2 separate regions of the Homo sapiens genome follow, and region 2 is linked to region 1. A link is an interaction called in ENCODE POLR2A ChIA-PET data of the cell type or tissue named here. Cell type or tissue: Panc1. All regions are shown on one strand. Each heading gives the region's core, and the rest is flanking DNA. Links, peaks and the distances in the headings are about the cores only. Region 1 overlaps SCD (stearoyl-CoA desaturase). Region 2 overlaps ARMH3 (armadillo like helical domain containing 3).

Region 1 (15,475 bases), core at 7,476-15,475:
ATGTTTTCAATTCTCTTGCCTATATACCTAGAAGTAGAATTGCTGGGTCATATGGTAACTGTGTTTTTAACCTTTTGAGGAACTGCTATACTGTTTTCCAACGCAAATGCACAATTTTAGATTCCCATCAGCAATGCATGAGGGTCCAAATTTCACCACAGCCTCACCAACACTTATTAACTTTTTAAAAATTACAGGGCTAGGGTGTGGTGGCTCACACCTGTAATCCCAGCACTTTGGGAGGCCAAGGCAGGAGAATTGCTTGAGCCAGGAAAGACCAGCCTGGGCAACATAGTGAGACCCTATCTCTTAAAAAAAAAAAAAAATTATAGGCATCCTAGTAGGTATGAAGTAGTATCTCATTGTGTTTTTTAAAAAAAAATGTTTTAAATGTTCAGCTCCTATCTGTACCAGATCATTGTGGTCCTAAAGTAGTTTCTTGATGACTAATAATGTTGAGCATTTTTCATGTGCTTCTGGTCATTTGTGTATATTTTTTTGAAAAATGTCCATTCATATATCAACTACTTGGGAGGCTGAGGCAGGAGGATCACTTGAGCCTGGGAAATCAGGGCTGCAGTGAGCTATAATTATGCCACTGCACTCCAGCCTGGGTGAGACCCTGTCTCAAGAAAAAAAAAAAGTTTTTAATTTTGATAAAGTTCAATTTATTTTTTTTTATTTTTTTATTTTTTTAGACAGAGTTTCACTCTTGTTGCCCAGGCTGTAGTGCAATGGTGTGATCTCAGTTCACTGCAACCTCTGCCTCCCGGGTTCAAGCAATTCTCCTGCCTCAGCCTCCTGAGCAGCTGGGATTACAGGCATGTACCACCATGCCCTGCTAATTTTGTATTTTTAGTAGAGACGGATTTCTCCACATTGGTCAGGCTGGTCTCGAACTCCTGACCTTAAGTGATCCACCTGCCTTTGCCTCCCAAAGTGCTGGGATTACAGTGTGAGCCACCATGCCCGGCCTATTTTTAAAAGTTTTGTTGTTTGTGCCTTTGCCATCGTATCTAAGAAATTATTGTCTAATCCAAGGTGGTGAAGATTTACACCTATGTTTTCTCCTAAGAGTTTTATAGTTTTTGTTGATCCATTTTGAGTTAATACTTATACATGGTGTGAGGTAGTGGACCAACATTCTTTTGCATGTGGATATCCAATTGTCCCAGCAACATTTGTTGAAAAAACTATTCTTTCTTCATAGAATTGTCTAAGCATCTTTGTCAAAAATCAATTGGCCATAGATGTATGGGTTTATTTCTATACTTTCATGTCATTGATCTATATGTCTGTCTTTATGCCAGTACCACACTGTCTGCGTTACTGACCCTTTGAAGTAATTTTGAAATCAGGAAATGTAAGTCCTTCAACTTTGTGCTTTTTTGCATCATTTGTTTTTGGCTATTCTGGGTCCCTTGAATTAGAATGGATTTTAGCATCAGCTTGTCAATTTCTCTAAAAAAAAAAAAGGAGCTGGAATTTAATAAGGATTGCCTTGAATCTGTAGATCAATTTGGGGAGTATGACCTCCTTAACAATATTGTCTTTTAATCCATGAACATGGGATTTCTTTTTATTTATTTAGCAGGCCTTCTTTAATTTCTTTCAACAGCATTTTGTAGTTTTCAATGTAACAAACTTATGTACTTTTTTTGTTAAACGTATTCCTATTTGTTTTATTCTTTCTGGTGTTGTTATAAGTGGAATTCTTTAATTTCATTTTCAAATTATTGATTGCCAGTTTAGAAATACACTTGATTTTTTGCATATTGATATTATTATATCCTGCAACCTTGCTGAGCTCATTTATTAGCTTTAATATGTGTATGTGTGTGTATTCTCTAGGATTTTCTGTATACAAAGTCATGTCATCTGCAAATAGAGATAGTTCTTCCTTTCCAATCTAGATGCCTCTTCCTTTTCTATCCTGGCAGACATCTTTAGGAACTATCTTGGTTCTTCTAGGGAAACGTGAAAAAACTGGTGGCCATTTGGGCATTGGGAATTTCATTTCTATGCTGTTCTCCATTATTACCTTAATCTATTTTTTGTCCTTTTGCCCCACGGTTAATCTTGATTCCTAAACAGAACCTTAACTTCCTTATACCTTCCCATATGAAACATATCAAAATCAGGGTTCATTACTTTGTCCCCCTAAGAGCTCTTACTCTACAAATCACCCTTTCAGGTAAGCTCATCACATGTTCCTTCTCTGTCTTGAATTCAGTTGACCATGTTGATCAACTCTTTTCCACCTCTCTGATATATCTTTTTTCTTCTTCCTCTTTGGAACTTTTGCAGCTAATAATAAGAAAACAGCCCCAGATGAAATAACAGATATGCAAAATACAGATTCCTGGAGGAAGCATGGAGGTGTGTTTAATCAGAGGGAGCTCAGCCAATTGTGAAATAAGAGGAAATAAGAAAGTAGCAAAGGCCACATGTGGTGGTGTGCACCTGTAGTCCCAGTTACTTGGGAGGTTGAGGCAGGAGGATCGCTTGATCCCAGTAGTTCAATGCTGCAGTGAGCCATGATTGCACCACTGCACTCCAGCCTGGGTGACAGAACAGGACACTGTCTGAAACAAAAGACAAAAACGAAACAGAAAGCAGCAAAGAGAACAGTGAGGATAAATTGTATAAATTGAGGCTGGGTGCAGTGGCTCACATCTATAATCCCAGCAGTTTGGGAGGCCGAGGTGGGTGAATCACCTGAGGTCAGGAGTTCGAGACCAGCCTGGCCAACTTGGCAAAACCCCGTCTCTACTAAAAATACAAAAATTAGCTGGGTGTGGTGGCGGGCACCTGTAATCTCAGCTACTCGGGAGGCTGAGGCACAAGACTCGCTTGAACACAGGAGGCAGAGGTTGCAGTGGGGTGAGATCGCACCACTGCACTCCAGGCTGGGTGACAGAGGGGGACTCCGTCTCAAAAATTAAAATAAATAAATACATAAATATATTGGATCCTAGTTAATGGGAGACAAAGTAGAGACTTGGAAGAAACTGTGCAGTTACAGAATGGCTGAAAAAATATTCTGGCTTGAATATGTTAAGAAAAAGAGGGATAGGGACTCATGGCAGAAAACCGGATATTGATGAAAATGTCACCATTAAGGTCTAGCAAGGCCTCCATGTACATAGACTTTTGAGTTTGGATACTCTGAATTACTCTGAGGGACTCGTGCTTCTTGTCCAAGGTGAGGGCAACCTTAGATTAGAAAGCAAGGTGAGCTGGAGAACTGGCTCTGGGGAGCTCTTAGAAACCCAGGTATTGCTCAAGATGGCTCCTGATGGAATATGGAGCTTCTTCAAACTGTAAAAGAGTCTGCCCTTCTTTTTTCCATAAAAGGATTATCAGATAAAATATAGTAAAAGCTAGGCTGGGTGTGGTGGCTCATGCCTGTAATCCGAGCACTTTGGGAGGATCGCTTGAGCCCAGGAGTTTGAGACCACCCTGACCAACATAGTGAGACCGGCCTCTTCAAAAATAAAACTAAAAAAAATTAGCCAGGCGTGATGATGCATGCCTGTAGTCTCAGCTACTCGGAGGCTGAGGCAGAAGGATCACTTATGCCCAGGAGTTTGAGGCTACAGTGAGCTGCAATCACACCACTGCACTCCAGCCTGGGCAACAGAGGAAGACCCGGTTTCAAGAAAAATAATTTTAAAAGTATTAAAAGCTAAAAGGAAAAACCAAAAACCAAAACCGTTTCCACTTTGTGCACCTGTGAGCATGAAGCCCTCTGCTCCAGGAACATACAAGCCGTTCCTTGGATTGGTTTTCCTTTCTTCCTTCTGCTGTGCATATCAGCATTCTCAAGAAGCCATTTTATTCCCTAGAGGTGACTACTTTTCAGAAACAGGAAAAAGCTGGACTGCCCAGCCTGGGTTGCAAGGTAAAGAACTGCTTTTGGCTGGGCGCAGTGGCTCACACCTGTAATCCCAGCACTTTGGGAGGCCGAGGCAGGTGGATCATCTGAGGTCAGGAGTTCGAGACCAGCCTGACCAACATGGTGAAACCCCATCTCTACTAAAAATACATAATTAGCCGGACATGGTGACATGTGCCTGTAATCCCAGCTACTTGGGAGGCTGAGTCAGGAGAATGCTTGAATCCAAGAGGCAGAATTTGCAGTGAGCCCAGATCACACCATTGCACTCCAGCCTGGGCAAGAGCAAAAAACTGCTTTCCCAGGGAGCGCTTCTCCTGCTGGTCTTTTCCTCTCCCAGTGTCTTTATCTTAGGTCTATGTGACCGACCACGTGACACACCCGAGAACCCTGGCACTTCCCCAGGGCCAAGTTGCCAGCTGGTGTTAATGTGTTTGATTTAATGGCAGCAGACTCCTGGCTTCCTGCGTCCCAGAGTTTAACCTAAAGTTACCTTTAGGACAGCAGGGCAGGTTAATGGGGTATGAGTCAACCATTGTAACTTCTACTTCTTTTATACTCTTAAAGGTACAGACATAGATATGAGCCAGAGACAAATCCCAAGACTTTGAATCACAGCCAAAAGAAACTCCCAGACCCAGTGCAATCAGATTCACTTCACTTTTATTATGAACAAACACAATCTCAGATTAGTACAATTAGCTTCAGAGTTGATATTAATAGAAATTATTCCAAAATTATTCTTGTCACAAGTAACTACTATATCCCACATAAAAAGGGAAAAAATCCCACCCAATCACAGAAAAGGCATCCTCTGTATGTTTCCGTGGCAATGCGTTGTTTATGTATTCTCAAATTTTGTCTGGCTAGTTATCCACCGCTTCTCCAATGGATTCATTCAGTTTCTTGGAGAACCATATAGACTAATGACAGCATCTGGGACACACGGACGTATCAAGTTCATGGTGGACATTCCTATTATAAAAAATACTCAGGTCTTGAGAATTCCTGTGCTGAAGGATCCCAAAATGCTTTCTAAAAAGCATTAGTCATGCCTCAAAACTGCCCTTTGAGGTAGGTCAGTATTATTATCCCCATTTTAACAGAAGGAAAACTGAGGCACCTTATAGTTAAGTGACTTGCCCAGGGTCACACAGCAAGTCAGTGGCACAGTGGTTGGAGAGGCCCTGGCCTTAACCACCAGCATAACATGGCCACCTCGCTTTTTTAACCTTTCATGATGACCTATTTGAGCTACACTTACAGAGAATACACCCAAGATACTAGCAAACCAAGGAGAAAATTTTCCATTTTAAATGCTACAACCATCTTTTAACCCAAAAAAAAAAAAAAAACTTATAAATCAAATACATTCAAATTATTTCCACCCTCCATCAAATGTGGGCACTTAAGAAAAGCAGCCCTAACAAAAGTTTCCAGAATGAAGCCCAGAAGGGAATCCTGCAAATCGTGATACTGATAATCCTCCACTCAGGCCCCTTTTTCTACCAGCCACTTCAGTAGGGTCTCAGGTGCAAAGGGATTCTGCAGAGGGAGTGAGGGCAGGCTCATATGCAACACTGTGATTAGAAAAGATGTAAGGCACCTGAGCTAAGTTGTCAGCACACCCCCCAAAGCAAGGACTGTTAGAAATCCGGACTCTTGATCAGATCTGAGTTTATCATTAATGTGTCACTTGAATTGAGCTTTAGAATCTTGAAAATCGTGTTCCTTACTCAGCAGACACACTCCCACCCACACCCACAGCCACACATACATTGGGGCCCTCAGCCTGAGGTGCCATCCAGCCTTATGTAGGGTCATGGTACAGATCAGATCCATGGCACACGATTACAATAGGAAGAAGTGAAAGTTGTTTTTATTGTTTATATATTATCAAGCAGGCATCTGATGACCTGTGGAATTAGAAATACCAGCAGACATTTCCAAGGGGTAGGTGCACAGGTCAACAGAACTAAACTACAGTGATCTTCCCTTAGATCCTTTTCTACTGAGGTGAATAGCTCAAAAGACAAGGATGCCTTTAGTCCAGGCTAACCCCTGTAGCCTCTACGCAATTAACACAGAAGAAAGGCCTTCCTCCCTTCCAGCACTGGGGCTCAACAGTGGACTGAGTGTTTGGTAGTGTACATTTCCAATCTTAATAGAGCAAAGCCAGACTTCTGCTTTGATGACTGAGCTACAGGGACAGGAGTGGTCCAAGGTTCTCAAATTCTGTTTTTGTTTTTTTCCAGACTTCTATACTATTGTCTGCCCTAGGCTGTAGGGAATGCTGGTTAGTTTGCTGAACAGACACTGTGTTCAGCAGGGTTTGTGGTATCTCAAATCCCAGGTCTCAGCCAAAGCTTTGCAGTTCACCCTGACTCCAGGGAACAGGGCCTCCTTTCGAGGTGAGGCACTTGGGTTCTTGCCCTTGCTTCTTCCCAGTGAGAACTGTTTCCTCCTACTTCTACAAGCATTGCACTGCCAGCTGAGAGCACTGACTCAGGCGGGGCACCCTCACCAAGTAAGCAGGGGGCATTCAGCATGCCCTCTGGTTCTGACCCAGAGAGAGGGGACTGAAAATAAACCCTCTTTTGCTCTGTGGCTGGCCCACTGGCTCAACATGAGCGCTTGGCTTGGCTGTGCCTCATGAGAGAGGGAGGGAGAGAGAGGCTTTCTGGGCCAGAGATGTTTCTGGGAGGGTTTGCCAGCCTTGTCTTGAGCCATCAGTGTGGCAGGGGAGCACAGGGGTGTAGGTGGAGACACTGCGGAGGCCACGTGAAAGTGGCAGCTAGCTCTACTTTCAAAAGAGAAGCAGTGGTTCAGTGACCCTGAGCATTCTGTGTGCAGGAGGGAGCTGCCTGGACAGCAAGTCATCACTGCCTCTGAATACACACAAAGGAGGCTGCCTGTCCAGGGAAAGAAGAAAACGTTCAGGGAAGAGAAAGATCTGGTCAAAGAAAAGGGACAGACAGGGTAGAGCCAGGAATCAAGAATCAGGGTAGTGAAGAGATTCCTAACCCTGCCCCCCAGGCAGTTGTATACTTTAGGCTAGATGTTAACAGAGACCCCCTTCTCCTCAAAAAAAAATGAGTGAAGGGGCACAACACTGTGGAGAGAAGCCTTCTAGTTTTTACTCATTTCAAGGAGAAACTGGAACTAATTAATGAATGGACCTAATATCTAGTTTATTTTATTAAGACTCCCAATAACTCACTCAGTAACCTTCTCAAGCCCCTGGCAACGTGTTCTCAGATCCCTTCCTATGTGAAGTTCGCTCTTAGAAGCTGCCTATAGATCCTGTCCCTCAGCCTCTCCATCTCATGTCCAGCAGTGGAGAGGAAATTGGCATCCCAACTAATTCCTCCTCTCCTTCAGAGTTTTTTCCAAACATCCCTCTTTGGAAGGGAAATACTCTAATAGTTTAACGTTCTAAGCAATGTATATATGTATATATATTTTATTTTTGACCCGACTTCACCTCCTTAAATCCTTCCCTTTTTTTGGATGTTTGGAAATGCCACAGCCATCTTATTACTATGAGGGGAAGAACCAATATCCTGAAGATGGCAGAGCAGAAAGAGGAAAGAACTGTAATGAGCAGCTCATGGAATACTCAAAATTCTATGAGCTGCTGTTTTTACCAATTCTGGAAACACCCAACTTCAAGACTTCTTGATATATGAACTAAGAAATCTCCTTGTTATTAAAGAAAAAAAGAAAAGAAAACCCTTCCCCAGCAGAGACCACTTTTACTACAAACTTAAAATGTCTTTTCTTTATCCTCGGCCTCAACTATATGTTGCGGCATTGAATTAGCATTGCCAAACACCGCAGCCACTTTTTACCCCGAGCCAGGAGAGAAAGGAAGCATGCTATGTGGTGGGGCTTGAAGTCCTCATTAGGTAGGCAGCTGTATGTCTGATCATGGCGAGAGGTTCCTCTTGCTTCGCTTCCCTCATCCTTACATTCATACATGCTAACTCTCTCCCCCGACAATTTACCTGCTTTAGAAGCTTTGTGTCAAATGAAGTTGCTTTTCCATTCCATCTAGCAAAAGCCTGGGCTGAAGATAATCAACAGGGGACTACCCAGAAGATTCTGTTTTATCTCTAGCTCAAGCCACCTACTTCAAAGCTCACAACAGCTCAAGGAAAGAGAGTTATCTGGAGCAAAGACCATTCGTTTTAGGCTACAGAAAGGTTGTCTAGGCTTTGGAAGCTGGACACTGAGCAAAGACTGACCAGCTGCTTGCCTGGGAGGCAATAAGGGAAAGGAGGGCGATAGCAATAAAGTGAAAAGGAGGACAATGGGCCTAGAAGAGAGAGAGGATAAGAGAAGAAATAATATCAGCTTAGCATCATAAAGGCAGAGTTGTTGGCTTTCAATACTTTTGAATTTTAAAAGAATACTGTACTGGAATGGGTTAACATCATCATCTTTAGCATCCTGGTAGCATTATTCAGTAGTTAATAAACAGACATTAAAACCTCTGCCTGGCTGGTTTTTGAAAAAGGAACCTGAGGGACCCCAAACTCAGCCACTCTTGTAGTTTCCATCTCCGGTTCTTTTAATCCTGGCCAAGATGGCGGCCTTGGAGACTTTCTTCCGGTCATAGGCCAGACCGAGGGCGGCCATGCAATCAATGAAGAATGTGGTGAAGTTGATGTGCCAGCGGTACTCACTGGCAGAGTAGTCATAGGGAAAGGAGTGGTGGTAGTTGTGGAAGCCCTCACCTGAAACAAAAGCGAGAAGTTATGGAGTGACGGTGCATTGAGGTTTTCTTGATTTGTGCACACCAGTTAGCTAGCAGGGTACCTCACACCTGGGAGAAACTCGCTATTGTTGAATGGATGAATTCAGTCTCTTTTAATATGAACCAAACAGATCCCCTCAGAGGCATCTTTACTTTTATTATTTTACTTTTTTTGTAGAGACGGGGTCTTGCCATGTTGCAAGCAACCCTCCCACGTTGACCACCCAAAGTGCTAGGATTACAGTCATGAGTCACTGCGCCCAGCCAGTCAAAGGCATCTTAAGGAGTGATTGGAGACCCTGGTCACCCGTGGCTGTCTGGGAGCCTTGTGGGAGGAGAACTGACAGTTTCTCAGAGGATAAAATGACTAGAGAGAAGCTCCTACTTTTGGGAATGGGTATCAGGTTGGAAAATTCCAAATTCACTCTTGGCCCTGCCCTCAAGGCTCTGTGTGCATGTGCATGTGCACGTCCTTGCAGAATGAAGCACTCTGGCTATGACTCTTAAAAAAATGAGTAAAGAAGCACACCTTTCCCCACCACACTGGAACCACCTCTAGGGGTGGGAGGTTCCAAAAGAGTGGGCCCTGCAGCCAAAGATCAGAAGAAAGGCCAGCCCAGGGGCTGGAATGTCCTCAGCCACTGCAGTTCCCAGGGGCTGCTCCAACTTTTTTGAGCTTTGACCCTGGTGTGGGGGAGGTGCTGATAAAACAGAAGCTCTCTGAGGAAGAAAAATACCCTGTAACCTCTGAGATTTTGAGGACTCTTGGGATGAACATTTCACTTTGCTGGAGGGAGGAAAACAAACAAATTCTGGATTCACAGCAATTTCTCTAACGTGTAAAGCTTTGGAAACTCGACAGATAGAGAGTTTGCCAACGCTTGGCAGGACTCTTCTTTCTGAACCACAGCCAAAAATAATACTGACCCTAATCAGGCATGGATAAAGAATAGCTACTAAGAGCTAATATTTGGCTCTTTGTAGATAACAGTACCCTCAGACAGACCAGTCATGACATTAATCAGAAGCAAGGCAAGGAAGTCCTGCAAAGTAAATGACATCATCTAGGGCATTTCAAGGTATGTCCTCTCTCTGTGACACCTGATGATCTGCAGTGTGAACTGGGGAGGAGGGGGGTAGAATGCCAGGAATAAAGGTACTGAGGATTATTAATGTCCATTAATGGTTTTGCAGCTGGGCTGTGTGTAAGCACTAGCCAGGCCTTTGGTTACCAGATTTAAAATGGAATCAGATGCACACAGAGACAAGGGAGGAAAAAAAAAGAAGAGGGTCAACGGGTAGAAAGAAGACAGGACTTTGCAACTGGGGCAGCAAGAGACAGCCCAAGAAAGGCTCAAGGGAGAAGGTTAATTTGGCAGAGAAGATGAGCATGTGACAGTGGGGGAGGTAATTCAAGAAACAAAAAGATTAGGGTGGCAGGAAACAGAGCTGGAGGAGAACAAAGGGTGAGGTGATAAGGGAGGAAAGCAGCAGGCAAGGAGGAGTGAATGATAACAACAACAGGTCAGATATTGGCAGCCACTTTGAACTCATGGCCACCCAGAGGCTGGAGGTGGGGAAGGTCATTATAGATCCATTTGCGATACAGGAAACATCTCATGCCAGAAACTCCATTCCTATGATAATCTCAGATTTATACAGTGTATATGATTTATTTTAATCATGGGTTAAAGTAAGAATAGGCACAATGGTAAGAAGGTGCCTGAAAAGAGATATGTGAAAGTTAAAAAGAGAGAAAAAAAATGCTTTTATTTTTATTATATATTTTTGAGATGGAGTCTCTGTCACCCAGGCTGGAGTGCAGTGGCACAATCTCGGCTCATTGCAACCTCTGCCTCCCGGGTTCAAGCGATTCTTCTGCCTCAGCCTCCTGAGTAGCTGGGACTACAGGCACGTGCCACCATGCCTGGCTAAGTTTTTTGTACTTTTTTTTTTTTTTTTTTTTAAGTAGAGACAGAGGTTCACCATATTGGCCTGGCTGATCTCTAACTCCTGACCTCAAGTGAACCACCCACTTTGGCTTCCCAAAGTGCTGGGATTACAGGTGTGAGCCACCACGCCTAGACAAATAAATCTTTTTTTTTTTTTTTTTTTGAGACGGAGTCTCGCTCTGTCGCCCAGGCCGGACTGCGGACTGCAGTGGCGGAATCTCGGCTCACTGCAAGCTCCGCTTCCCGGGTTCACGCCATTCTCCTGCCTCAGCCTCCCAAGTAGCTGGGACTACAGGCGCCCGCCACTGCGCCTGGCTAATTTTTTTGTATTTTTAGTAGAGACGGGGTTTCACCTTGTTAGCCAGGATGGTCTCGATCTCCTGACCTCATGATCCACCCGCCTCGGCCTCCCAAAGTGCTGGGATTACAGGCAATAAATCCTTTTAATAAACATAGTAGGCCAGGCGCAGTGGCTCACGGCTATTATAATTCCAGCACTTTGGGAGGCCAAGGCAGGAAGATCACTTGAGCTCAGGAGTTCGAGACCAGCCTGTGCAACATGGCAAAACCATGTCTCTACAAAAAAATAGAAAAATTAGCCAAGCATGGTGGCATGCACCTGTAATCCCAGTTACTTGGGAGGCTGAACCCCGAGGATCGCTTGAGCCCAGGAGGTCATAGCTGCAGTGAGCTGTGATCACACCACTGCACTGAAACCTGGGCAACAGAGTGAGACTGTCTCAACAACAATTTAAAAGATAATAAAGATGGTTAAGGTTGAGAATATAAAGGAAGATTTTTAAAGAGAAAAAGAAAATGAGTGTTAGGCAATGACCTGCCTAAATGTGTGGAGTAGTGTGGTTGTCTAGATATTATTGAATGACCAATAGCACCAATTACTGGAAAGAAGAGGTCGCCAGATCTATTTAAGGAAAATTCATTCAGGGCCTTGGTGAAAGTCTATATTCAGTTGGAAAGAGGGACAGAGAAAAAAATGTAGATACTTTGGGAGGCTGAGGCAGGAGGATCACTTCAGCCCAGGGTTCAAGACCAGCCTGGGCACCATGGTGAGACCCTGTCTCATTAGAAAAGAAAGGAAAAGAAAAGAAAAGAAAGAAAATGAAAGGAAAGAAAAGAGAAAAGATAAGATCAACATTAGAGAATTGAGCAGGAACTTGTGATCACACTGCTTTATTGGGAGATTCCTGAAGGCATGTTGGGGGAAGGGATGTTCCTAGCCCAGAATAGAAGTAGAAGAGAGAAAAATAGAGGACAAGAGGAGACAAGAGGGTAGGTGGTAGTAAAGGGCCACCAGCAGTTATTTTGATGCCCTTCATAATGGCATCACCAAACAGTAAGGCACGGCACACTCTTAAAGCAAGGCATATCTGAGTAGAGTGGAAAGATAAAAAATACTTTGTGTGCATACTTGAAGTTCATAAAACACCAGGCTTACTGGCCACTCAGATGATCCCATTGTTCTATTTATGCATTCCTTGCCTCAAGCAAGACTGCAGTCCAGCCCAGAGTTGATGAAAGAAAGGAAAACTCTAAGGTGCTCATCATGTATGGCATTTGGTTTTCTTTTTTGTTTGTTTGTTTTGCTTTTTAATAGAAACAGGGTTTCACCGTGTTGGCCAGACTGGTCTCAAACTCCTGACCTCAGGTGACCTGCCCGCCTCAGCCTCCCAAAGTGCTGGGATTACAGGCATGAGCCGCCGGGCCCGGAGCATACATGGCATTTGGAAATTGTTTTAGAACCTGGAATCAAAATCAGTGTTTTTTTGTGTTTTGTTTCTTATCCTTTCATTTTTACATAAAACATGTTGCCTGACTCTCAAAAGCGTTTTCCAGTATACTGCCCCCTAATTTTATAGTGGAAAAACTGAGATACAAAGTAGCCATAAAAAACAGATTTATCTAGTTTTTCTGGCTCCTAGCCTAATCCCCTAATCAGCAGACCACTGGATGTAGTCTTACTTGGACAGCTGACTTACCCACAGCTCCAAGTGAAACCAGGATATTCTCCCGGGGGCTAATGTTCTTGTCATAAGGACGATATCCGAAGAGGTGGGCAGCACTGTTCACCAGCCAGGTGGCATTAAGCACCACAGCATATCGCAAGAAAGTGGCAACGAACACACTGTTTTGAAAAGTTTCACCCCAGAAATACCAGGGCACAAGCGTGGGCAGGATGAAGCACATCATCAGCAAGCCAGGTTTGTAGTACCTACATTGACAGACCAGACACCAGGTCAATGGAGGGGGACTCCACACCTACATGGATCTTCCACACTAATTGGGAGGGGATGGGCTGTCTTTCTTCCATGTTGAATTGCTTGTCTGACTCTAAGTTCATTGTTTTATTTATTTTTGTTTGTTTTTTTTGACAGGGTCTCACTCTGTTGCCAAGGCTGGAGTGCAGTGGCGTGACCTTAGTTCACCACAGCCTTGAACTCCTGGGCCAAGAGATCCTCCCACCCCAGCCTCCTGAGTAGCTGGGACCACAGGCATGAACCATCGTGCCCATTTAGTTTTTAATTTTTTGTAGAGATGAGGTCTCACTATGTTGCCCAGGCTGGTCTCGAATGCCTGAACTTTCCAGCAATCCTCCCGCCTCAGCCTCCCAAAGTGCTGGGATTACGGGCATGAGCCACCATGCCCGGCCATCGCTGACTTTTTACTAGAGCATAATACCACATTGGTAAGATAGGTGAGGTCCAAACTACAAACTAATGAACAGACGTCTCTCCATCCTTGGCTGGTTTTCCCATCTGCCTTTGGGCTCCTTTCTCTTTCTAATCAGCACTCTTTTTCAGTCTGTGTTTAGTGTCATGCCTCCATTTTCTGCTAGCTACTCCCTAATTCTTTGGTCTTCTTTTCCCTCAGAGACCCATTGAGTGTCCTTGATCACCTGCAGCTCTCTGTCCCTCAGGAAGCCCTTTCTCAGTCTTCATTCTCAATGTAGACCAGGCCATTGACATTCCAAGGGCACTGATTCCCTACATTCCTTCAGCAGTCAAGTCTTTGACTTTTACATCACTGACATTCCCTGCACCCAACTCTTTTCTCCATTTCTGCCACTGCTTCGCTAGCAGGGGTCCTCATTACCTAACTTATGTCCCTACCTCTCACTTTGGCTCAGTGGTTTCTTACACTTGTTCTAAAAGCAGCCTTCCTAAAGCACGTCCGTAACTATGCCACATTGCAGTTCAAAAGATGTAATGGCTTCCTATTGCTTATTGAATTAAGTCCTAAGTCTGCTTTTAGGACTCGACAAGAATGGCATTAGTCTCTCCAGTCTTACTTCTTCCCATACCCTATACTTCAAGCAAAAGGACTCTATTGCTGGAACATGCTTCGTGTTTTAGCTCATTCTGTTTCTTCTGTTTGCACTGTCTCTCCCCACACATAGTTGTAAAAATTTCTATCCGTTGGTGGATTCCAACACTATTTATTTCATATCACTTCCTTGGTGTTGCCCATTGAGCAATCTCCCTCCCCTTTGTACCTCTCATAGTACAGAAAATATTCTGCCTTATGCCATGGTTATCTGGATACTTGGCTTATCTCTCCACCCCGATAGGCTACAAACTTTTTGAAGGTAAGAACTAAGCTACCGGCCTGGGCAATATAGTGAGTGAGACCTTGTCCCCACAAAAAATTAGCCAGGCATGGCGGTGTGTGCCTGTAGTCCCAGATACTCAGGAGGTTGAGGTAGAAGGATTGCTTGAGCCTGGGAAGTCAAGGCTGCAGTGAGCCATGATTGTGCCACTGCACTCCAGCCTGGGCAAGAGAGAAAGACTGTTGAAACACAAACACAAAAACAAACAAACAAACCTAGGCAACTAGGCTATAATCATCTTTGAATCTATGACTGTCCTAGGACAATAAACATCTCTTGAATGTAATGGGTTTAATTAAGATAGTCAGAGAGAAAGAAATGGAGCAATAGTCTATGGCTACGGGCCCGTGGGATGTTAAAAATTGGGATTTTAAATTAAGATTGTGAACATGCAAACCCAGCAAATTTCTCAGCTTATATTTTGAAAGTCTCAGGAGAAAAAATGGGGTCCCTAATGACCAGGTGCCAGGGCCATATCCCCACCTCCATCAGGGCTTCACTCACCTCCTCTGGAACATCACCAGTTTCTCAGCTTCTAGGTCAGACAAGTCTAGCGTACTCCCCTTCTCTTTGACAGCTGGGTGTTTGCGCACAAGCAGCCAACCCACGTGAGAGAAGAAAAAGCCACGTCGGGAATTATGAGGATCAGCATGTGTTTCTGAAAACTTGTGGTGGGCACGGTGGTCACGAGCCCATTCATAGACATCATTCTGGGGAGAGAGAGAAGAGGAATGTAAGGCTTGAGGATAGACACCCTATTAGGAGAATCCCAATGGACAGGTATCAAGAGCCCAAGGCGCTCAGCCCAACCTCACAAAATACCCAGGAATCTGGGCTCCAAAGGAGTCATGGAGTTGCCTCCCTTCTTCTCCCAACTTGCCACTGAAGCTTAAGTAGAAAAAAGCAACTTAAAGTCCCAGGACCATAGCAATAGAACTGCTGTTTCTTGAAAGTTATATGGTGGGTGGAACGGAGGTAAATCATACAGAGCTCAGAGAGTTTCAAGAAGTGAGAACATTGCAATTCTTTAAGCAAGGAATGTTGGAAAAGATCCTCATGGGGTACCTAATCCCTAGGCATGGGGAACATGAGGCAGGCAGCCTTGTGTCCTAGGGTCTCAATCAGTAGATAAGCTGCAGCTGCAGGGTGCACCATTCTGGTGCCTTGCAAAAGAGCTCATACAACCCAATAACAAGGCCAGGCATGCAACTCGTGATCATGACTGCATTTTCAAACGACCT
Region 2 (15,475 bases), core at 2,826-10,825, 1.6 Mb before region 1:
CTTTCAAATCACTACATTTGGCTGAATCCAAAATTTACACTATTTTGAATCTTTCTCTCATCCCCTCAGAAACTTGGCAGAAGCAAAAGATAAGAATCTCTAACAGGTTTAGCCTGTTACAGGGAGAAAAAGATTCCCACGTAAAAGCCCCCAAAAGAGCAAGAAATCACTTTGTTCTTTTCTCTGTGCATGCAGTCACTTCCTATCCAGAAAAATGTCAACTCTCATAGGCCCATGAGCATTTTGTCAAGTAAAAGGGACCAGGGAAGGATTAGCTGTGCTTTTGGTTACTCTGCCTATATTAGTTTCAAAGGGACATGTCATGTGGTTTCATAAGGTATCATCCTTCTCTGGATCTCGAGGGAGCAAGACAAGTCTGTTATTGGTCCTACCTCATTTTGGCAAAAAGTAAAGTTATTGGTTCTGTGTCAGATGGCTCCACTGAGACATGGTCTCATTGACTTTTAGATTTCTTAAAGGGTGATTTTGGCTATCACTCCTTTAGGAAACGGTGGGGGGAAAGGAGCAGGTGGTATAGGGCCCTAGAAGAAGGCAGTGGCTCCTGAGCATGCTTGGTTAGAGGCAGCTGCACAGGGACCCTACATTTCCCAAAGTCTAGGATCTGGGAACTTTCATGTGGAAACTCATTTTCATGAAAAAGAAGAGGCTGGGTGCTAATTGTGAGGTTTGCATTGTCTGCAAGAAAATGGGGAATGGAAGATGGTTGAGAACCTTATTTATTTTTTTTTTTTAGCAGATACACATTGACTGCAAGGAAAATGGTAAGGATGGAAGCAGATTTCCGTTTAAAGAAAGGATTTGTTCTATTTCTGACTCATTTAGAGGAATGTGGAGCCTTTAGTCAGTGCAGGCTGTTGACATACTGACTTGTGTGCTGTGTTCACCTGGAGAGGCTGATAGCATACAGCCAGAGCCATTTCATTTTCTTGTTTGATTCTTTGGCCTCTGTGTCAGTGAAGTGCTTAGGCTTGCATCCAGACAGATGCCTGTATTCTGAAAAGCCACCTAGAGTTGTTCCCCGCCCCCTGCTCCCCCCACGACTGAGTCTTGCTCTGTAGCCCAGGCTGGAGTGCCGTGGCGCGATCCCAGCTCACCGTAACCTCTGCCTCCCTGGTTCAAGCAATTCTCCTGCCTCAGCCTCCCGAGTAGCTGGGAATACAGGCGCACACCACCATGCCTGGCTAATTTTTGTATTTTTAGTAGAGACGGGCTTTTACCATGTTGGCCGGGCTGGTCTTGAACTCCTGACCTTGTGATCCACCTACCTTGGCCTCCCAAAGTGTTAGGATTACAGGCTTGAGCCACCGCATCTGGCTGAGTATTTTTAAATTATTCTACTGGCAGGTGTTGGCTTCAGATTCTCTCCTGCACCACTCTGCTGATTGACAGTGAGCCTGCTGATTGCTGGCAATGTCCCTGGGTAATTGGTGATTTTGTCCAGAGATGCTGGAATTGGCTAGAGTTTATAGTGCTTCCAGGGTTTTGGTGGCATGAGCTTGTTACACTAGTGCTATTTTCATCGTGTCCTTTGAGTTTCTTGACTTCTCTCCTAAGCAACTGAGATGGTAATATTATTCTTTTATTAGTCACTGTGAAATTATCCATCTCTCCTAATGAACAGGTTTTGATTTGGGTTCTGTGGTACCTAAACCTAGCTCCATGCCAGGTCACAAAATCAAGTCTGGGTGAGTGTTGTCTTTGCTGTTTGTCTTCATAGCATGTAAAAGCTGCTCAAATAGACAGCTTTCTCTGACCTGATTCTTTGGAGATATTAGTTTGTGCTCTCCTGGAGGCTGTCTCTTTCCTGTTTTTAATCTTATTTAAATGTCATTCACTTGGTTTTATAATTAAGCCTCCCCTCTCCTTTTTTGAGGCAGAGGCCTGAGCTACCACTTAATTGTGTCTTCCTGTGGTTGGCTTGTTCCTCTCTGCACCTGGTTTACCTTAATGTGGGGGACAGGTTTTAGTCCTGGAGAAGTTCTCATATCCATTATTCATTCTACTGCTACATGGCAACACAATTTGCTGCTACCTTTTTTCCCTCCTCCTGAATTCAAAGCAGGATAGAAAAAATTCTGGGAAAGTTCTCATTGTGTATTAATGCTAGGAACAGCTCTGCAAAAAAGGTTCCTTGTGGGGTGTGTGTTGGGGGCACTGTGTAAGATGGCAGGATTCTCAGATGGATCGTATTCAACTCTTCCTATTTGAAAATTAGGGTGGGCTGGGCGCAGGGGCTCACACGTATAATCCCAGCACTTTGGCCGATCACCTGAAGTCAGGAGTTCGAGACCAGCCTGGTGGAGCCCTGTCTCTACTAAAAATACAAAAATTAGCCAGGCGTGGTGGCGGGCGCCTGTAATCCCAGCTACTTGGGAGGCTGAGGCAGAAGAATTGCTTGAACCCGGGAGGCAGAGGTTGCAGTGAGCCAAGATCACACCATTGCACTCCAGCCTGTCTCAAAAAAAAAAAAAAAAAAAAAAAAAAAAACCCAAACCAAAAATTAGCCAGGTGTGGTGGTGCATGCCTGTAATCCCAGCTACTCAGGAAGCTAAGGCACAAGAATCGCTTGAACCCGGGAGGTGGAGGTTGCAGTGAGCCGGGATTGCACCACTGCACCACTCCAGCCTGGGTGACAGAGTGAGACTCTGTCTAAAAAAAAAAAAAAAAAAAGAAAAGAAAAAGAAAAAAAAATTAGATTGTCTGCTTCTATCTCTAGGAATTCACGTGGGACTTAGGGAACCATCAGAGTGCCTGGTCCTGGCTCAGCTTCCCGAACCTGTACACTCTTCTATATTCTATCTGCATGTGCATACAGAAAAGTCAGAACTCTACACACTGTTGTCATACTCTTTCAGCAGATATGATGCACAGGACTCCCCAAGGAAGGGAACATGGGCTGAAGCTGAGTGTGAGACTGATAGTTGCCTCTAGTACAGAGTCAAAAGAGAGCAGTTGTAGCCAATTTGGAGTTCCTGAAAAACAGCCCAGAAAATAAGTTTTCAAGGGGCCTGGTATGAAAGACTTGCCAATGAAGAAATGAGTGTGTATTGAGCACTCACTTCCCTACAACTTAAACGTATTTAATGTGTAATATAATACCTCAAATATTTTACTGCAGTAATTTCTCAGTTCTTCACTTGGTGCAGAGTTAAGAGTACTTGGAACCTCATTAAGTATAACAGATGAAACAGCAAGGATTAGGAATCAAACCCAGAGTCCCTGAGGATTTTGTAGGATAGTGTTGGTATTTAGTGCATTGTTAGTTTGGATGGTGAACTTTGGTGATTATTTTGAAGATTGCCACAGTGTTGCCTTGAAGGCTGCCCGGGGTTCATTTTGAATTTGCATTCCTGCTCAAGTTCATGGGCTCTCTGTTGATTGAGTATATTTGGCTCCTTTCCTTTTACCTATCAGTGAGGAAGCATCTTTGTGTGTTTGTCCCTGTACTTAGTATGGTGTACTTTGACGTGAATGTCAGCCAGTCAGTTATGCAGAGGTTACAGAAAGTGAGACTGGAGTGTTTGTGAGGCTGTTGGGAGTGTCTGTGGAAAGAAAAACATTGACCTTTTGTTTTTCTTTTTAATTGGGGTAAAATAAACATAAAATTTATCATTGTAACTATGTTTAACCATACAGTTCAGTGGCATTAAGTATATTCACATTGTGCAACCATCACTACCTTCCATTTCCAGTACTTTTTTTTATCTTCCCAAACTGAAACTCAGTACTCATTAAACAAAAACTTTTTTTTTTCTTTTTTTGAGATGGAGTCTCACTCTGTCACCCAGGTGGGAGTGCAGTGGTGCAATCTTGGTTCACTGCAACTTCCGCCTCTGGGTTCAAGTGATTCTCCTGCCTCAGCCTCCCGAGTAGCTGGGACTATAGGTGTGTACCACCATGCCAGGCTAATTTTTTTTTTTTTTTTTTGGTAAAGACGGGGTTTCACCATGTTACAGGCTGGTCTTGAACTCCTGACCTCAGGTAATCCACCTTCCTTGGCCTCCAAAGTGCTGGGATTACAGGTGTGAGCCACCGTGTCTGGCCAGCAATAATTCTTAATTCCCCCTCATGCCAGACCCTGGCAACACTAATTCTGAATTTGATTACTCTGGGTATTTCATTTAAGTGGAATTAAACAGCATTTGTCCTTTTGTAACTGGTTTATTTCACTTAGAATAATATCTTCAAGGTTCATCTATGTTGTCAGAATTTTCTTCCTTTTTAAGGCTGAGTAATATTCTGCCATATGTATATACCATATTTTGTTTATTCGTTCATCTTTTGATGGACATTTGGGTTGCTTCCACCTTTTGGCTGTTGTGAATGATGCTGCTGTAAACATGGGTGTACAAATACTTGTTTGAGTTCCTGCAATCGCTTGTTTTTTTGAGATTGTGTGCGTTTAATTATCTTAGGCCAGTGGAGTGAAGTCCTAAGACATTTAGAGACATGTACTCTGAGCTGGCCAGGAGTGATGGCTCATGCCTGTAATCCTAGCACTTTGGGAAGCCAAGGCGGGCAGATCACTTGAGGTCAGGAGTTTGAGACCAGCCTGGCCAACGTGGCGAAACCCTGTCTTTATTAAAAATGCAAAAATTGCCGGGCGCAGTGGCTTACACCTGCAGTCCCAGCACTTTGGGAGGCCGAAGTGGGCGGATCACGAGGTCAGGAGATCGAGACTATCCTGGCTAACACGGTGAAACCCCATCTCTATTAAAAATACAAAAAATTAGCCAGGCGTGGTGGCGGGCGCCTGTAGTCCCAGCTGCTCGGGAGGCTGAGGCAGGAGAATGGCGTGAACCTGGGAGGCGGAGCTTGCAGTGAGCCGAGATCACACCACTGCAGTCCAGCCTGGGCGACAGAGCAAGACTCCGTCTCAAAAAAAAAAAAAAAAGAAAGAAAAAGAGAACCCCTACTTTAACGAAAGGGAAATGGCATAAAATAAGTAGGTCAGTAGCCTACTACCACCTTATTTTAAGTTGACCTTTTAAAACTACTACCAGGAGACAGCCAAGTGCAGTGGCCCATGCCTGTAATCCCAGCTACTCGGGAGGCTGAGGCAGGAGAATCGCTTGAACCCAAGAGACAGAGGTCGCGGAGAGCCGAGATCGTGCCGTTGCACTCCACCCTGGGCAACAAGAGCAAAACTCCATCTCAAAAACAAAAATAAATAAATAAAAAATAAAAACAAATAAGTAAATAGGCCAGGCACAGTGGCTCATGCCTGTAATGTCAGCACTTTGTAGGGCTGAGGCGGGTGGATCACCTGAGGTCAAGAGTTCGAGACCAGCCTGGCCAACATGGTGAAACCCCGTCTCTACTAAAAATACAAAAATGGCTGGGCACGGTGGCTCACACCTGTAATCCCAGCACTTTGGGAGGCCGAGTCCAAGGCGACCGGATCACGAGGTCAGGAGATGGAGGCCATCCTGGCTAACACAGTGAAATAAAAAATACAAAAAATTAGGCAGGTGTGGTGGCAGGTGCCTGTAGTCCCAGCTACTCAGGAGGCTGAGGCAGGAGAATGGCTTGAACCCGGGAGGTGGAGGTTGCAGTGAGCCATGATCGTGCCACTGCACTCCAGCCTCGGCAACAGAGTGAGACTCTGTTTCAAAAAAAAAAAAAAAAATGCAAAATTATCCGGGCATGGTGATGGGTTCCTGTAATCCCAGCTACTTGGGAGGCTAAGGCAGGAGAATCTCTTGAACCCGGGAGGTGGAGGTTGCAGTGGGACAAGATCATGCCACTGCACTTCAGTCTGGGTGACAGAGTTGAGCTCTGTCTCAAAAAAAAAAAAAAAAAGAAAAAAAGACATGTACTCTGAGCTTATAGGATTTTTCCTTTGGTCACTTTGTTATGTGAGGGGCTAATCAGTGGAATTGTGATCAAAGTATGGTTTTTGGTGGCAAATATAGATATTGGCCCTAGATAGCTCCTGTATCCCCAACAAATATTTTTCAAATTGAAGTTTGGGTGGATCCAATACAGTTTCATAGACCTCAGCAGTGGGAGTTCAGAGACCTTCTTCTCCCCAGCATGATTTGTCCTTAATGCAGTTTAGCTCCAACCAGCATATTGGCTTTGGGTAATTTATTTAACCTTTCTGAATTTTGATTTGCTCATCTGTAAAATGGGAACAATAATACCTACTTCATCAGATAGTTAAGAGGATTCAGTGAGAAGAATATAATTTAAGTGCTTTACATAATATCTAGCACCTAGCAAGCACCTAATAAGTGTTACCTTTCCTGCCATTTATGACCATGGTATTTCTTACTTTGAAAAGAGGTGAATGTAGTTTGAGGAAGGTGATTTCTGTAGTTAAGTGTCTTTTTTTAAGGTATCAGATAGAGGGTAAAAAAAAAAAAAGGAAAGTTTGAGATGCTCTGTGTGAGCTTCTGGACACAGTTATTAACTTGTAGTAGTTGTCATTCTTCTGGAGGAAATGATGCATTCCTCTGTGATGTGTCTCTTCACGTTGGTATTTTGGGACAGCGCATTCCCAGGGATGTGGAGTATGGGCCCATGGGCATTATCTCTTCAGGTTTGGAAAGTCTCAACTACCAAGCTTGCCCTTACCCAAAAGGATATTCTCTGCGACAAGCTATGCCATTCTCTTTTGAGGGAGTGAGCAGCCATTGCTCACCTAATGGGCAAAGCTGTTTACACAGTGTTAAGTTTCTATACCATAAGGTCATGCTTCGTTGGAAATCTCTCAGACCAGGAGTCAGGCCTTTGGTGAAGAATCCTGTATTAGCCCTTTTGCCCCACTTCATTTTAGAAACTATTATTTAACAATGAGAAACATGATAAGGCAAAGGATTAAATTAAATGGTACATCCTGTCCCTCATATCTTCATGACTGCAACATTTACTGTACTTGATTGCAAAGTCTTACAGATGTATGACTGATTAACCGTACTATGTTTATGCAATCATCCCCTTATTTTTTAGTTATCTTAATTCTTCCCTGTATGTACTGCTACTTCTGTGAGTGTCCTTGGAACAATTTGGCTGGTCATGTGCCCAGATGACATCAAGTGGACAAGTGGATCAAGGGCAGTTTTCTAAAAATGTGTGTGTATGTAGAGGGGGTGAGTCAGGAGCCTGTTAGCATGAGCTCTGTGTTGGCACTGAGATCCTGAGTGCCAGTTCTCTGCTGTCCTTGAAACTGCTCCTGACACAGGGCATTTTCTTCTTTGGCCTAAACCTGTCTTTTTTGGCATAAACCCTGTGCAAAGCTCGGTCCATAATAGTTTATAAATAAACCTGGTTATTAATTGTTTATACCCATATTTTTTTGTTTTGGTTCTGATTTTTTCTAAAGAAAGGGGATCTTGGCTCCCTTTAATGTCCATATCCAATCATCTTCCATTGGCAGTACCTAATTTTGAAGAAGGCAACACTGACTGAGGGAATTAGGAACAGTTTTAGTTGATAGTTATGTGCTTAAAAAAAAAAAGAGAGAGCAAGCAGCCACAAGGGATAGAGAGGTGGAGGTGAGAGCTGAGATGTAGATAAGACAGCAGAGAGCAGGCCAAGGAGCTGGCAGAGAGGCCTGCTGAGGTGGCTCGTGCTGAGCAAAGCTTCTGGGAGTCTTTTTGTGTTGCCAGTGAGTGACAGGAAGGCGATAATGAGGTATTAAATACTTGTACTTTAACAGGTAGCTGAGGACCAAGGGAAAATGGGGACCAAATACATGAAAATGACGTAGAGCAGCCAACAGGTGGAGAAAGTTATAAACCAGAGTCTAGAGAAGTGCTGATAACAGTATAGTCAGCAGATCTAAGCACACCATTTATAGTAAGCTGTAACCCCACTTTCACGTTCAGCTTGATCTCGCACCTTTATTTGTTTAATCTTCTTTTTTTTTTTTTTTTTTTGAGACGGAGTTTTGCTCTGTCGCCCAGGCTAGAGTGCTGTGGTGCAATCTCGGCTCACTGCAAACTCCGCCTTCCAGGTTCAAGCGATTCTCCTGCCTCAGCCTCACGAGTAGCTGGGATTACAGGTGCCCGCCACCGTGCCTGGCTAATTTTTGTATTTTTTAGTAGAGACGGGGTTTCACCATCTTGGCCGGGCTGGTCTCGAACTCCTGACCTCATGATCAGCCTGCCTCAGCCTCCCAAAGTGCTGGGATTACAGGCATGAGCCACTGTACCTGGCTTATCTTCTTAATGGCATGGTAGAAAGAACACTAAACAGGTGACAAGGTCCTAGTCCCAGCTTAGTCACCAGCTAGTTTGGGGTGAGGGTGGAATGGGGCATGGAGTTTTCTTATCCAAAAATGAGGAAATCGGATTAAATGACCTAAGGCATTTTCTAGCTCTAAAAATCTATAATCAGCTATGTCAAAGCCTCACAGACTTAAAACTCCCATCATATCAGGTCAGAGGCTAGAATCTGTGTGTAGTGGTGTATAGGACACTGAACAGTTGATATAGTGAGTGCAAAGTCAAGGAGATTATGATGGAGAAAAGCACTATTTCATGGGATATTTGGGACATTCTCTCTTGAAGAAGAATTACCATCTGTGATGTCAGAGGCTTCATTTTAGTTGCCTATTAAATTCCCTGTAGATAGTTCTTTTTTTTTTTGGAGAAGGAGTCTTGCTCTGTCGCCCAAGGTGGAGTGCAGTGGTGCGATCTCGGCTCACTGCAGCCTCCGCCTCCCGGGTTTAAGCAATTCTTCTGCCTCAGCCTCTCGAGTAGCTGGGCCTACAGGCGCACACCGCCACGCCCAGCTAATTTTTTGTATTTTAGTAGAGACAGGGTTTCACCGTGTTGCCCAGGCTGTTCTCGAACTCCTGAACTCAGGCAATCTGCCTGCCTTAGCCTCCCAAAGTGCTAGGATTACAGGCGTGAGCCACTGCGCCCAGCCCCTGTAGAGAATTCTTACTTCCAAGTGAGAAGACCTTGGTTCTTGGGGGAGCAGAATATCTGACCTGCATTTTCAGGGGCAGAATGCAAGCCACTCTGGCACTGACTCTCAGAGTATTGTGGTACTGGACTCTCCCTTTCAATACTCTGGCTCCGCTAATGCCTGTGGCAGTTGGGACACAGGTTGCCCGTGCCAGAGTTGCTCTCTTCCTCCTCTAATATTTCTCACTTTGTCATCCTGGATTCTGAATCCCAGAGATCAAGACTAGCTGTAGTCCAGCAGAGGAGCAATAAATCATTGCTCCCACATCCTTTCCTCCAGGTTTCCTGCCCTTTAATTACCACATAGCCACTGCTGAGGCTGCATCTCTGTGCTGTGTGTCCTGGGGACAAAAGCCCTTGTTGATGGGATGTGTGCAAAAGCTGCTTTGTCTCTAGCCATTACGTTTTGCAGAGTGCCAAGCGTGCTGCCCATCCCTTTCTCTCGCCTCTATGATTTTATAGAGTCCGATTGTCAGGTAGTATATCATTAACAGGGCTTGTCTAAACTCTGGGGATTAGGTGGTGGGGTGGGCAGCCCCCACGTAGCTCACTCAGCAAGGTGATCTTCTTTAAGGAGGGAAGTTTGGGTTAGTCATTTTTATGTGAATTTTAGCTAGCCCCATTATTCCTGTGCTCCTGGTAGGAGCTAAGCAGGTTGTGTGATCCTGAATGGGCTCCCTTGGAGCCTTTTTGTCCCCCCAGTCCAACAGATACTTGATCACTTAACAGACACCATTAAAAGGGCCAGCTGCCTATCATTTGCCTTTTCATTATGAAACCCCAGAGAACTCAAGTTGGGGCCGGGGTAAAGAGTTTATAAATGAAGATGCCTATCTCCTTCATGCCTGGCAAGGCTTTTTTTTACTATTTGAGGGGAAGATTCAGGCTTTAGAAACAGAATGTGGGTGAAGCCAGCCTCTTGTACTTTCCTTGCCTGCTGTTTCTTTACTGTACCTGTGCTTTTAAAGGATTGAGAGTGAGGGGTGTTGTGTGGTAGGCAGCAAGAGTCTGGAGAGTCTCACTCCTACTCATCATTCCCTGCTGTTCCAAATCAAAGCTCACATCTCTACTTTAAGAGTAGTAAACTTCACACAAAACTCTGACAGCATGGGAGAATGAACTTCTTTGCTGGCAAAGAAGCAGATATGGTCCTAGAAAAAGAGAGGTCAAGCCTTTTCTTGGGTCTGTGGAAGGTGGGGGTTTGTGGGGGAGAAGACAGAAGGACCACAGATTGCCTGCAGCTGCTGAACCCCTTTATAGTATCCCATCAAGTAGGGGAGGTAGGTACAGGGGCATTATCTGAGATGGGCAGAGAAGCAGGACTCATTTCATGGACAAAATGTGCTAGGTGAATGAGTATAAGGTAACTGATAACTTCTTTTATGCTTAATATTTATTTGCAAAAATGTCTGAAGCTGCACTGCTAAACTAGGGACTTGGCAGTCAGTCTCTTTATTGAGGTTGCTTGGGTTTTAGGAATCTCTCCCCTCGCTAAGAATTGCCAGGCAGAAAGAGATTTCAATAAATGTTGTCACTGTAACGAGAGGTCAGCGCAAGCTTCACTTTGTTTGAATAGTTAGAGCAGTTAAGGGCTTTTTTTCTCTTTATGAGCTCTCCTCATCTAGAGGAGTACATACAGTATAGCTGCTATATCTGGTGACCAGTTAGAATGGATACATTTTCCTCTTAGCAATGATGTCTGAAACAGATACATGTCTAAAGCTTGATGACAATAGAAGCTAGCAGCTGAGGGTGGAAGGGGGACCCTCATTTTCACCTGTAAATTGAGCAAATTTGATGGGGAAATCACCATGTGGGAGTAAATTTGAAACACCAAGATGTCAGTTTTATAGTCAGATTTCTGAGCTTAATTGCTATTTAAGAAGTGGCAAAAAGAAGTAGCTATTTCAAAACCTTCCATGAACAGATAAGCAGACACGTGCTTGGGAAGGTGAGTGCTTTCCTCAAATATACCTACCTTACCTGCTTTTTAAAAGACCTTGGTGGCTGAGACTTACTCACTCTAACCTTCTGGATTTTTTTTAGAGCTAGTCTGTTTTTATTTAACTTTATTAATCATGGTTTGAATAGCTTGTTGATGTCTTTTTTTTTTTTTTTAAAGCCTTGATAAATTTGCTGAAGTTCCTTATGTCAAATGAGACTGTACTTTTGGCCAAACACAACATTTTTACATTAGCCCTTATGGTGAGTATCAAAACAAATACTTCTTTTTCTGAAGCCATATGCTAAGGCAGAAATGCACTGGTTTGAAACAGGAGCTGGTGGTCTGGGGACTAAGCCATAGAGGGAACCAGACCTATATATATTTTTTGGATCCGAATCTGGACTGGTGGTCCCCACTCTCACCTATGTCTTTGGCAAACTCTGCATGACTCTCTTTCCTTCATGAAAATATATTGTCTGGCAGGGGTGGGTATAGGTTAGATCTCTGTGTATGAATAGTGAGCCTTGGTCCCAATTGAGAGACTGCTGTATACTACTGCGGTCTCTATGTTGGTAAATAGCAAACCCTCTGAAGGTTCCATCATGGCTGCACTTGGTTTCTGAGGGACATTACAGATGCTTGCTTATCTGGCTGGTTATTTGGGATAGAAGGAGGCCATTGTGCATTTTGACTATCTTCTTAGGATATTATACAATGTGTTCTTAAATGTTCAACATTAGAGGGAAAAAAAGTCTTGATTCGTAGCATTTGCTGATTTTCATTGTAGAGCTACACCCACCATGGCCAATTTCAAGCTATCAATGTGACATCAGAGTCATGCAGAGTTGGGAAGCAATGTGCAGTAGCACACCATTATATGATGTTTGCACCACACAGATATAATAGTTATAAATCTCCAGAGCATAGGTTAGTAAAAGGTAGAAAATAATTAGGAAGTGATAAGTTTTTAATATTTATTACTTTCATTTTAATATAATTTATTTAATTATAAGTTTATATGAGTGAAATTTTTAATAATGGCTGTGTTTAACAACTGGCTTACAAAATTCCTGAAAATTTTACAGTCAACTCTTGCAAGACAGTAAGAGCTGGCTACAGCATACCACTGATAATTTTTAGTCTTCATAGCCTGATGCCTATATATGGGCCTTTCCTTCTTTTTTAGATTGTGAACCTATTTAATATGTTTATCACATATGGCGACACATTTCTGCCAACCCCCAGCAGCTATGATGAACTTTACTATGAGATTATCCGCATGCACCAGAGCTTTGACAACCTCTACTCCATGGGTAAGCTGCCTTTTCTTTTTACTCCTCTCTCCACCATTTGTCTAGCTTTTGGCATATAAGAGGAAAAGACTACGAAAGATTCTCCTCTAGTTGTTTGGTGCCCTGTGTGGCACAGAAATATAGTAGTCTCCTCTTCTCAGGCAATAGGAAGGTACATGTGGGCCTTTTTGCCTTTAGGAATTCAGATTTCATCTCAGTGTAAAGCTGGTTAGCAGCCCTTTGTTGATGTTGCTGAGAGAGAGAGAGAGAATAGGGAGGCTTGTGGATTCATTGAATGCCAGAGAGAAGGAGGTGAAAGAGTGGGTGGGAATTGACAGCAGCAAATAAAAGAACTTGGATCCCAGAACATTGTGTAATTTGCGGATGTCCAGGATTTTAAGGAATCTTAGTGTACCTATGTATTTTTAGCATAACTTACAAGTGGAAGTGGGCATTAGATAAAAATCTTTTTTTTGCAAATCTTTTGGTGATTGGCTCACTGAAAATGTACTCTCAAGCTACAGCAAGTATAACTTATTTCTGAAAGAATTCATGTGTCCCTATAAGTTTGGAATAGGGGCCTAGTTAATTCTACCTGTAGTATAAAGGTTAAGGAAAAATCTCTGTAGATTGCACAGAAACAGCCACTCAGTAAAACTATCTTATTTTTAAAGCGCAAATTTATTAGCTTTATTGAAGTATAATTGACATATAAACTGCACACATTTTAATTATACAAATTTTAATAAGTCTTGACATATGTGTACGTATGTGAAACTATCACAATCATCAGGATAATAACCATATCCGTCACCTCTGAAAAGTTTCCTTGTATCTCTTTAGAATCCTCTCATGTCTCCTTCACCACCTTCACCCACTGTGCCTCATCCCTGGGCAACCACTGATTTGCCTCTGTCACTGTAGATTGGTTTGCTTCATCCTTTGTGATGAGATTAATTGTGAAAATCCCAACCTCTCCTTGGGACTCCTGTATCATGAGGAAACTGGAGAGGATTTGGAAAAAGTACCAGGAGAAAGAATAGAAGCAGCAGTGGAAAAGAAGGATTGCCTGGGAGGAAAATATTTTTTTTTCTAGTATACTTTATTTTTTAGAGAAGTGAAGGAAAACTTTTAAGAGAACTTTATAAGAGAACCTTTGCTATAATGTCTTAGGCAGTGCAAGTAGGGCCTTGTATTAGTAGGATGTTTTCAATGGCAAGTATCAGAAAACTCGGACTTAAAACCATCTTAAAGAGTAGGAAAATTATATGACAATTCTAGAATGGTATGATCAGTTGCTCAACAATGTCTACAAGGACCCAGGTTTTTAAAATATCTCCTCTCTCTCATTGTAATAGCTTTAGCATCAAGTCAGTTGCCCATGCAACAGCAAATCTCAGTTGTCCCATCAAGACCCATCTCTTTTTTTTAGGAGCTTGGCAGCCTTACATAAGAACTCTCTAATAGACTTCACGTTGGCTAGATGTGCTCAGGTTACCCTAGTGTGGTTTGCATCTGCCTGGCTTCACCAACTTCCTGAGAATGTAGAATGTAGAATTTTCCAAGGGTAAAGAGCAGCCCCAGAGGTTTTAGCACTCATTGGTAGATGAATAAAGATGCTTTTCAACGAGAAAAGGAAAGAGTTGGAGTGGGGGAGATATTTTATAAAAGTCTGACATACCTGCTCAACTGGGCCATATGTAACTAGTCAAATGAGATAAACCCTTGTAGCTACAGCAACAAGATAAGAGAAGATACCTGTGAATGTCCAAATCTGCCAAGGGAGTAAAAATGTTAACTAGGAGGGCACAAATAGGAAAGTGAAACACAGCAAACAATAGGAGATAGCATGTTTCAGTGCTCTGTTTTATATAAAGTATAAACTTATGCTGAAAAAAACTTGTTTTTTATTAACCTTTTTGAGGTTAATAAAATTTTGCCGTAATTTACATATATGGCAAAAACCACCCTTTTAAATGTACAGTTTTGAGTTTTGACAAATTTATATAGTAGTGTAATTATCACAAAAATCAAGATATAGAAGAGTTTCACTATCCAAAAAATTTCATATGAGGTCACCTCCTTTGTCTACGCACAACCCCTAGCAACCACTGATCTGTTTTCTGTTCTCTTGGTTTTGCCTTTTGCAGAACATCTTATAGATGGAATGATATAACCTTTTGAGTCTGGCTTCTTTCATATAGTATTTCATTTGAAATTCATCCTTGTCATTGCATCTATCAGTAGTTCCTTCCTTTTTATTACAGAGTAATATTCCATTGTATGAATTGCCATCTTAGTTTATCCATTTATCAGGTGAAGGACATTTGGAAGGTTTCCAGTTTTTAGCGATGATAAATAAAGCTCCTGTTAACATTCTTGTACCTTATTGAATACAAGGTTTTTTTTTGTTTTTGTTCTTTCTTGAGACAGGGTCTTTCTCTTTCACCCATGGTGGAGTGCAATGGCACAATTATGGCTCACTGGAGCTTTTACCTCCTGAGCTCAAGCAATCCTCCCACTTTAGCCTCCAAAGTAGCTGGGACTACAGGTACATGCCACCACGCCTGGGTCATTTTTGTATTTTTAGTAGAGACAGGGTTTCGCCATGTTGCCCAGGCTGGTCTTGAACTCCTGGGCTCAAGCAACCTGCCCATCTCGGCCTCCCAAAGTGTTGAGATTACAGATGTGAGCCACTGTGCCCAGCATGAACCCAGGTTTTTATTTCACTTGGTTATGTACCTAGCAATGGGATTTTGGGGTATTGTGGTAAGTATGTTTTAACTATATAAGAAACCGCCAAACCGTTTTCCAAAATGCATGTTCTATTTTACATTCTCTCCAGCAATGCATGAAAGTTGTCGTCATTCCATATCATATCCAGCACTTGATATTCTCCACTTTTTTGTTGTTGTTGTTGTTTGCTTCTAGATATATAGTGCTACCTCACTGTTTTTAACTTTGCGTGAATAATGATGTTGAGCATCTTTTCCTGTCCTTATTTGCCATCTATATATCTTCTTTGGAGAAGTATTTGCTCAAATCTTTTGCTCATTAAAAAAAAAAAAAAAAAAAGGCTGGGCACGGTGGCTGACGTTTGTAATCCCAGCACTTTCAGAGTCCCAGGCGGGAGGATCAAGACTAGCTTGGCTAACATGGTGAAACCCTGTCTCTACTAAAAATACAAAAATTAGCCAGGCATGATGGCACACACCTGTAGTCCCAGCACTTTGGGTGGCCAAAGTAGGCAGATCACTTGAGCTCAGGAGTTCGAGACCAGCCAACATGGCAAAACCCTG

Evidence for each region. ChIA-PET counts read pairs that join two places held together with the same protein. Peaks named below come from ENCODE experiments on the same cell type or tissue, not always from the same donor. Only the 100,000 strongest peaks of a DNase experiment are listed, where the experiment ranks them.
Region 2: POLR2A ChIA-PET joins it to region 1 with 11 read pairs; 2 of 35 experiments call an interaction of 5 or more read pairs at or near these places.

What each region holds. Positions count from the first base shown.
Region 1 is chr10:100,353,896-100,369,370 of GRCh38, reverse strand. SCD (stearoyl-CoA desaturase) reads right to left here. Exons shown (of 6, transcript NM_005063.5): 4 at 14,739-14,944; 5 at 12,607-12,839; 6 at 4,545-8,637. The coding sequence ends at 8,438. Among named protein-coding and RNA genes, the nearest start is that of OLMALINC, 12 kb to the left of the region's middle. RefSeq lists an enhancer at 14,294-14,794. In Panc1, for the core only: no CTCF peak of the experiment used is centred there; no DNase peak of the experiment used is centred there; H3K27ac peaks cover 4,714 bases.
Region 2 is chr10:101,953,319-101,968,793 of GRCh38, reverse strand. It overlaps ARMH3 (armadillo like helical domain containing 3), which reads left to right. Exons shown (of 26, transcript NM_024541.3): 21 at 11,062-11,144; 22 at 12,071-12,197. Among named protein-coding and RNA genes, the nearest start is that of ARMH3, 95 kb to the left of the region's middle. In Panc1, for the core only: no CTCF peak of the experiment used is centred there; DNase peaks (open chromatin) are centred at 6,583 and 7,032.